2 separate regions of the Homo sapiens genome follow, and region 2 is linked to region 1. Evidence: read pairs that join two places in POLR2A ChIA-PET (ENCODE). Cell type or tissue: PC-9. All regions are shown on one strand. Each heading gives the region's core, and the rest is flanking DNA. Links, peaks and the distances in the headings are about the cores only. Region 1 has its middle 100 kb from the start of NECTIN1-AS1. Region 2 has its middle 130 kb from the start of THY1.

What was found. ChIA-PET counts read pairs that join two places held together with the same protein. Peaks named below come from ENCODE experiments on the same cell type or tissue, not always from the same donor. Only the 100,000 strongest peaks of a DNase experiment are listed, where the experiment ranks them.
Region 2: POLR2A ChIA-PET joins it to region 1 with 5 read pairs; 5 of 35 experiments call an interaction of 5 or more read pairs at or near these places.

Annotation. Positions count from the first base shown.
Region 1 is chr11:119,607,157-119,611,553 of GRCh38, forward strand. No RefSeq gene overlaps it. Among named protein-coding and RNA genes, the nearest start is that of NECTIN1-AS1, 100 kb to the right of the region's middle. In PC-9, for the core only: no CTCF peak of the experiment used is centred there; no DNase peak of the experiment used is centred there; H3K27me3 peaks cover 790 bases.
Region 2 is chr11:119,548,691-119,553,087 of GRCh38, forward strand. No RefSeq gene overlaps it. Among named protein-coding and RNA genes, the nearest start is that of THY1, 130 kb to the left of the region's middle. In PC-9, for the core only: no CTCF peak of the experiment used is centred there; a DNase peak (open chromatin) is centred at 1,841.

The sequences.
Region 1 (4,397 bases), core at 154-4,153:
CTCCATCTCTCAAGGCCTCCCCAGTAGCCAAGACTTCTCTGTCTCAAGGGTCTCACATCCCTTGGGGACCAGCCTCCCCAGAGGTAAGGGACAGTTTTTCCCTTTTAACTTCAGCTCATGCTGAAATTAAATCCTTTCTTTAGTTCTTTTAGCGCTGCCAAAGACAGGCTGGTATTTTCAAATATAACTGTATCTGTTAAAAGCTAGAAAATAGAAATAGAAAATACAAATAGCAGAATCAGTTTTCCAAAGGGCAGATTCTGAGTGCTAGGAATCCTGGAAGAAGTAGAAACTCTGTTTTCTAAATTCCAAGCTACACAATAACTTTTCTCTAACCTTCCAAGAGCTGGGACAATTCTACCCCTGCCCCCATGAGATAGATGCCTCAGGTGGAATCTATAGAAGCAGAATTGCCCCAATCTTTTTGAGGAACCCCTTTGAGAATAGAGCCTGGCACATAGCAGGTGCTCAGTAAATATATGGCATCCTATTTTCCATCAAGTGGAACAGTTTAGCAGGATATTTATTCCCTCCTGGGAGGAATAAGAAAGACCCCCCAAAAACAAACCCTTCTGTAAATTAAACCTCTTGGATCTAAGCCTTCCCTCATCCCCATTACCTAAGCTTCATCCCTAAATCTTGCCAGTTTCATAAGAGGCTGGATAATGTTTTTGAAATAGTAAACCTCCGTGTTCCTATTGCCTGGTAGCCCTGCACCCACTGAGTCAATGACATCGATGCCTCTGGGGAGGGCGGCTACAGCCTAGAACAAAGAAGTCAATTGAGTTGCTGAATGGATTTTTTTTTTAACTCGAGGCAGATGCAGATACAATAGTCTATGGGCAAAGCGATTTTGATTTGCAAGAGCTAGAGCTTAAGAGAGAAACAGTTTAGCTTTAAATTCCAAGAAGGCTTAGTTTAAACTCAGGACTGATCATTGAATTTCTGAAAGTTAACCATAGAGTGTCTGCAGATGTAGTAGGTGTTTAAGTGTTGATTAAATCAACCTTTCTCCACGTGCAAAAATCCATCTATGTGACTAAACTTTTATTCTCATGCAATGCTTTAATGAGTAGTAGTGGTTAACATTGTGATTACCTTGTGCTACGTACTGTGCTAAGGGTTAGATAACTCATTTAATATTCTCAACAACCTCATAGAAATGGTAGCACGATTATTCCTACGCTCAGATGAGCTCATGTCGATTGCCTGCTACCCAGCTATAACAATGCCTCTCTTTCAATCAGTTCTCTCACTTCTGTTTCCATTGCTCCTTCTCCATCCAGGTTCTTGTGCGTGCGCTTCTCTCTGCTGGGAAGATCCATTGACACCTTGTCTCTTTGGAGAAATCAGACCCCCTTGTTCTGAGGCTTCCAGAGACAAGTAATCATATCCTTTTCCATGCCCCAGCTAAACCTGTGCACACACAGGTTTTCTTTTTGCACTTTATATACAGAACATTACTGTAATTATTTGTGTACATTGGTCTTATTGTTTGCTCTGACAGTAGTGGGGTTTTCTCCGTATCTTTAGAATCTAGCAAATGCTCGGCACGTAGTAGGGACCAATGATTATTAAATAAGTGACTAAATGATGGATGAATGGAGGAAAATAGTTAACCACAGAGCAGAGACCTGAGGGTAGTTGCCCCCCCACGCAGGAAAGGCTTCCTGGGAAATTGGGGAGCCCAAGGAGACAGGCAGAACCATTGTTTGGAAGGAGCTGTTGGGTCTGGTCTCCACCTCTGCCTCCTTTTCTTTTCACTTAGAGGTCAGAACTCCAGGGGGTGATAGAGACCACAGGTGCGTCTGCTCAGCCCCAGGCAGTTTATGCCCTGCTTCCTTCTGGAACTCTCATAATATCCTGCACCAGCAGGGAACAGACAAGCGGAGCAGAAGGTGCCTTTAGGCAGTGCGATGCCCTGAGATCCTTGCAGCTGATCCTTCCCCATAACTCCCTTCAGGTTCCTGGCCTGTGGCTGGTACCAAGGAAATCTGGAGTGGCCTCCAATCTGAGAGATGAGGACTAGGGGGACAAGTCAGGGCTAGCAGGAAGGGAGCAGCCCAGCAATCAAGATAAATAATATTTAAATGCAATACTTAAAATTGGCAAAGTATGGCTCATGGGATTTCTGCCTAGTTTTATTTTTAATTCTTTTATTTATTTATTTATTTACTTATTTATTTTTTGAGACAAGGTCTCAGTGTTGCCTAGGCTGGTCTCGAATTCCAGGGCTCAAACAATCCTCCTGCCTCAGCCTCCTGAGTAGCTGAGACTACAGGCGTGTGCCACAGTGCCCAGCTGTTGCCTGTTTTTTTTTTTTCTGGTTTTGTTTTGTTTTGTTTTTGTTTTTGTTTTTGAGATGGAGTCTTGCACTGTCGCCCAAGCTGGAGTGCAGTGGTGCGATCTCAGCTCGCCGCAACCTCTGCATCCTGGGTTCAAATGATTCTCCTGCCTCAGCCTCCCCCGTAGCTGGGACTACAGGTGCCTGCCACCTTTTTGTATTTTTTAGTGGAGACAGGGTTTCACCATATTGGCCAGGCTGGTCTTGTGTTGTGATCAACTTGTGTTGTGAACAACTCCTGACCTTGTGTTGTGATCCACCCAACTCAGCCTCCCAAAATGCTGGGATTACAGGCATGAGCCAATGTGCCCGGCCTGCCTGGTTTTATGAATAAAATTTTATTGGAACTAGGGCCAAGATTAGAGTGAGGTGAATGAGACGGGATCATCCATGTGCAGGGTTGGATCCGCCCTCTAAAATTTGATATATTGTTCTCATTTAAAAAAAATTTTTTTAATTTATTTATTTAGAGACAGGGGTTTGCTCTGTTGCTGGGGCTGGAGTGCAGTGGTGTGATTATGGCTCACTGCAGCCTTGAAATCTTGGGCTCAAACGATCCTCTTGCCTCAGCCTCCCAAGTAGCTGGGAGTATAGGCACGTGCCACCATGTGTGGCTAATTTTTTAAAATTTTTGTAGAGATGGAGTCTTGCTATGTTGCCCAGGCTGGTCTTGAACGTCTGGGCTCAAGCAGTCTCACTGGCTCAACCTCCCAAAGTGCTGTGATTACAGGTGTGAGCCACCACACCCAGCCCAATTGCTGAGTTCTGGGGCTATACCTTACATTCTGTGCCTGCGGTGAGTGCCTTGGTTTCCTTGCCCCAGTCTTGGCCTAGGAGGTGGGACCTGTGTCAGAGGAGCTGGGGGAGTGGTAAGGGCTGCTGCCTCTATAAGATGCCTTTGCTTTTTGACAAGAGCACAGGCTGGATTTCAGTTTCTTTCACCATCTCAGCAGCCCCCTCTGTACAGAGTACAGTCTGCACAACTTTACGGGGTGGCCATGTCTGGAGAACAGACTACAGATTAGTCCACCCACAGGTAGTCCACTGCAGAGGCAGATGCACCACGAACAGAAACCAATGCCCAAGACCATTGAGGACAAGCTACCCTTCAGCTTCCCTTCTGGGGAGGCAGGGGGAGCCCCTTGGCTGGGTATGGTGCAATCTCAGCTCACTGCAACCTCCACCTCCCAGGTTCAAGTGATTCTCCTGCCTCAGCCTCCCAAGTAGCTGGGATTACAGGTGTGCATCATGCCTGGCTGATTTTTGTATTTTTAGTAGAGACAGGGTTACATCATGTTGGTCAGGCTGGTTTCGAACTCCTGGCCTCAAGCAATCCACCTGCATGGGCCTCCTAAAGCGCTGGGATTACAGGTGTGAGCCACTGCCCCTGGCCAGTGATTTGTCTTTTAACTGCTGAGTTATTAGACTTCTTTATATATTTTGTATACAAGAATGTTATCAATGGCTTCCTTTTGTATAGAGGATGCATTTCAGTCCCTTCAGCTGGCCTGCAAGTTTCTTCCAGATCTAACCTGATTTCCTTTACTGCTGGCTTTATCTCCTGCTACTCCCTTCCTTTTACTGATAACGCTTTTTCACTTTTCTGTCCAGAAAATGCTTTCTCTCACAACTGGCCTTTTGTAGATGCCATTCCAAGAACATTATTGTCCCTTCTTGCCTGGCTAAAATCCACTCACTCTCCACTTAAGGTTCTTCTCTGTGGGCTAAAAGGATGGTGCAGGCCGGCCATGGTGGCGCAGGCCTGGAATCCCAGCACTTTGGGAGGCCGAGGTGGGAGGATGGCTTGATCCCAGGAGTTTGAGACCAGCCTGGGCAACATAGTGAGACACTCTCCCAAAAAGGTTAAAAAAAATTAAATAAATATTAAATTAAAAAATAAAAAGATGATGCAGCAGGCAAGCTCCATGCCTGAGAGCTGGTCTACGTTCAGGGCCAGCTGCTGAGGGCACGTGTGGATTCTGGCCCTGTGATGCTGACAGTGAGGTGGTGGAAAGCGATTGTAACACTGTCCCTGTGATCCAAGGTGAGCAGT
Region 2 (4,397 bases), core at 311-4,310, 58 kb before region 1:
AAAACATACTACTTTCTGGCCTTTGGATTAAAGAGGGAATCTTAACGGAAATTATGAATTACTTAGAATTGAATGTCAAAAAAAACTCTACATGTCAACAATACTGCTAAAGCATAGCAACAGGAAAATTTATAGCTTTAAGTAAATCTCTCAGAAAACAAAAAAGGCTGAAAACAAAAGAAATATGTACTCAAACCTGGAAGAGAAGGCCCAAACAAACAAGAAAAGGGGAAATGACAAGGTAAGAGCAGAAGTTGATGAAGTAGAGAACGATATCAAGAAAAACAAAAACAATAAGAATGATGAGTAAAAACAAATTTTTTTTGAAAACACTCACAAAATAAACTTCTTAAAAATGCTGATAAAAGAAACATCAAGAACACAAGAGAGCATTTCAAATAACCAAACTACAGAATTAAACAGGGGCTAAAACTAATATTTTAAAACATAAAATAATACTAGAAAAATTATACACATATACAACTATATACATTGGAAACCTAGATGAAATGCACAAATTTCTGGAAAATATATAATGCTGAAATTGATACAAGATAAACAGAAAACTAATAGCAAAATAGACAGATTTAAATGGTAATTATAAAAATCTCCCTGCCACCTTGAAAGTCCAAAGGCTCAGGATATTTTATAGGTAAGGTCTACCAAAATTTGAAGAGACAGCTAATTATGCACATTATATATGTTCAGTGTTTCATATTCCAATTATACCTCAATAAAGCTGAGGTAGAGGAAGAAAAAAACCCAACTAATTGGTATGTAACACAAATTGTTGCAGAAATAGAAAAGAAGGAAAGCTGTTCAGGCTGTTTCATGAACTTGATATAACTTGTATAAACTTGATTCCAAAAAAGAAAAAGATACAATATAAAAAGGAAATGTTAGGCCCCCTTTTTTTTTTTTTTTTTTTTTGAGATGGAGTTTCGCTCTTGTTGCCCAGGCTGGAGTGCAATGGCATGATCTTGGCTCACTGCAACCCAATCTCCGCCTTCTGGGTTCAAACGATTCTCCTGCCTCAGCCCCGCCGAGTAGCTGGGATTACAGGTGCCCGCCATCACGCCCAGCTAATTTTTGTATTTTCAGTAGAGACGGGGTTTCACCATGTTGGCCAGGCTGGTCTCAAACCACTGACCTTGTGATCCGCCCGCCTAGGCCTCCCAAAGTGCTGGGATTACAGGCGTGAGCCACTGCACCCGGCCTAGGCCACTTTTATTTACAAATATAGGTATAAAAAGCTTCAGTAAGGTATCAACTGAATCTAAAACTATTTTTAATACATAATTTTTCAAATAATATAATACTAAATAACATGAAACATCTAACTACTGACATACATAGTATAATTGGATCCTTACTGTTCAGTGAAAAAGTCAGTCACACAAGACCACATACTATATGATTCCATTCCTAAGAATTTTAAGATAGGAAAATGGATTTGTAGCGAGGGAGTTCAGAATTGTTACCTTGAGGGTGAGAGGGTTGGCAGTGTAAACTGGCTGAGAGCATGAGAAAGCCTACTATATTGCTGGAAATACTCAGAATCTTGGTCTGAGTGATATTTAAATGTGTATACATATGTAGAAATTCATCAAGTTGTACATCTAAGATTTGTGTAATTTCCTGAAGTAGTTTATGCTACAATGAAAAAAATAGACTGAATGGAAAGGATTTATTTCAGTAATGTGAAAGTAGTTCAGTATTAGAAAGTATAGTATATCAATGTAATCCATCACTTTAAAGCAGAAGTTAGACAAGTTTTTCTTGTTGAAGGCCAGATAATAAATCATTTAGGCTTTGTGGGCTAGCTGGTGTCTGTCTCCTTATGCAACTCTTCCACTGTAGTGTGAAAGCAGCCATAAACAATATGTAAATGATGGGTGTGGCTCTGTTCCAGTTAAGCATTGTGAAAAACAGGCAGCAACCCAATTTGGTCTACAGCCTACATTTTGTCAACCCTGATTTAAAGGAATAAAAGAGAAAAATTATAGGGTCTCCTGAGCGGATGCAAAAAACTTCTGATAAAGTTCAACACTAAAAGTTGAGCTTTTAAAAAACTCTAAGGAAACTAGGAGCTTTCTTAACTTCATAAAAATTAGCTAACAAAACCCTGCAGCAAACATCATGCTTAAAGAAGACACTTTTTATGTATTCTTATTAAGGTCGGGAACAAGAAAGTAACATCCACTGTCACTGCTATGCTGTTCAACAGAATAATGAAGGTCATGACCCATGCAATATGTCAAGAAAAAGAAATGAAAAATATAATATTGGTGCCAGGTGTGGTAGCTCATGCCTGTAATACCAGCATTTTGGGAGGCTGAGGTGGGCAAATTGCTTGAGCCCAGGAGTTGGAGACCAGCCTGGGCAATATGGCAAAGCCCCATCTCTGCAAAAAATACAAAAATTAGCTGGGCATGGTAGTATGTGCCTGTAGTCTGTAATCCCAGCTACTCGGGAGGCTGAGGTGGGAAGATCGCTTGAGCTCGGAAGGTGGAGGTTGCAGTGAGCCGAGGTGGTGCCACTGTACTCCAGCCTGGGTGGCAGAGCAAGACCCTGTATTAATATATATATATTATATTAGAAATAAAGATAAAATAGTCACTATTTGCAGATGATACAATAATTTAATGAGAAAACCCAAACAAGTCAACAGATGAACTTTTAGGACTATTCAGAGAGTTTAGTAAGGTTGCCGGATTCTAAATCAAAATAGAAATTTGAATACAGAAAACATTAATATCATTGATAATATCCATGGACAAATCCAGGTGTCTTTTTTTTTTCTTTTAATAGAGACAGGATCTCACTATGTTGTCCAGGGTGGCCTCAAACTCTTCACCTCAAAAGATCTGCCTGCCTCAGCCTCCCAAAGTGCTGGAATTATGGGTGTGACCCACCAGGCCTGGCTCAAATCCGAGTTTGGAGGAGTGGAAGATTGTGCAATTTGGGGAGCTGTCTTTCAGAAAAATAAAATAAAACTACAGATTCAAATTAGGTATAAAATAAATGTTTATTTAGAGATAGAAATCACAACTAATTATAATTTCTAAAAACTGAAAAATATAATGAGCATGACAACAGAAAAGCAACATTAAAAAAATTAAATGCTATCTTTGCACTTTTATGTTCAGATATCCAGTGAGTCAGGAGAGTGGCTGGAATGAATTCCAGGAATTTCTGAAAGTCACTCTGACACCAAGACATCTAGCCGTGACTTAACGAGACTTGGATGTGATCCTGAGGCACATAAATACATCCCATCAACCCCAAGTTAGTGTATCCCCATCTCAAATTCCTCTTAGCTGGAGCTCCAAAGCACTTGTGATCACTCCAGTGCTGTCCGACGTTTAGGGGAGATGTTATGGAGGGGAACTTGGGATGGAAAGAGACAGCAGCCTTAACCAATTGTAGTTAAAATACTTTACTTTTTAATTAAAAGTAAAATACTTTACTTTTTAAATTGTAGTTAAAATACTTTACTTTTACTTTTACAATGATAGAGGCACTTTTCTAGCCCCTCCCAGGATCCTGGAAAGGAGAATAAACTTGCCTCTGATAATGGCAATGAAGACCACAAAGTTCCTAAGAATTAACATAACAAAGAAGGCCCAAGAGCATAAAGGAAAAAAAAAAGTAAACTTTACTAAAGGCCATTATATAAAAGACCTAAATAAATAGAAGTACTATATCCATGTTTGAGATGATTTAATCTTGGAAAGATGCCTATTAGCCCCAAATGAATTTCTACATTTAATTAAATTCCAGGAGGGTTTTTGGAGAATTAAACAACTTGATTATAAAATTTGTAGAGAAGAATTGAGATCCACAAATAGCAAATCCAATTTTAAAGGAAAAACAAAGAGGCAACATTTGTTCTGCTGATAATCAAACTATGATGACAAGGTCATAATAGTAAAAGCAGTGTGTAATTGGCATAGGGATAAACAGGCTGAAGAAACAGTGTAAGAGACTAGGGACAGATGTAGACATGCATATATAAATTTAGTAAACAAAAACAAGTCTGAATTTAAAAACTACAAGGGAATGCAGCACGGGATAGACACATCACAAATCAGTGAGGGAAGGATGAGTTGCTTAGTACAGAGTGTCAGGAAGAGCGGTTCACAGTTTTGGAAAGAAGTTAAGTTGGGCTCCTACTTGATACAACATTTAAAAAAAATCCAACTGGAGAAAGACCTAAATGCGAAAAGTAAAATTATAAACAATAATATTAATAAAAGAAAATGTATTAAAAATAACTCTGGCCAGGTATGGTGGCTCAGGCCTGTATTCCCAGTGCTTTGGGAGGCTAAGGCAGGTGGATCTCTCGAGCCCATGAGTTCAGGACCAGCCTGGGCAAAATGATGACACCCCATCTC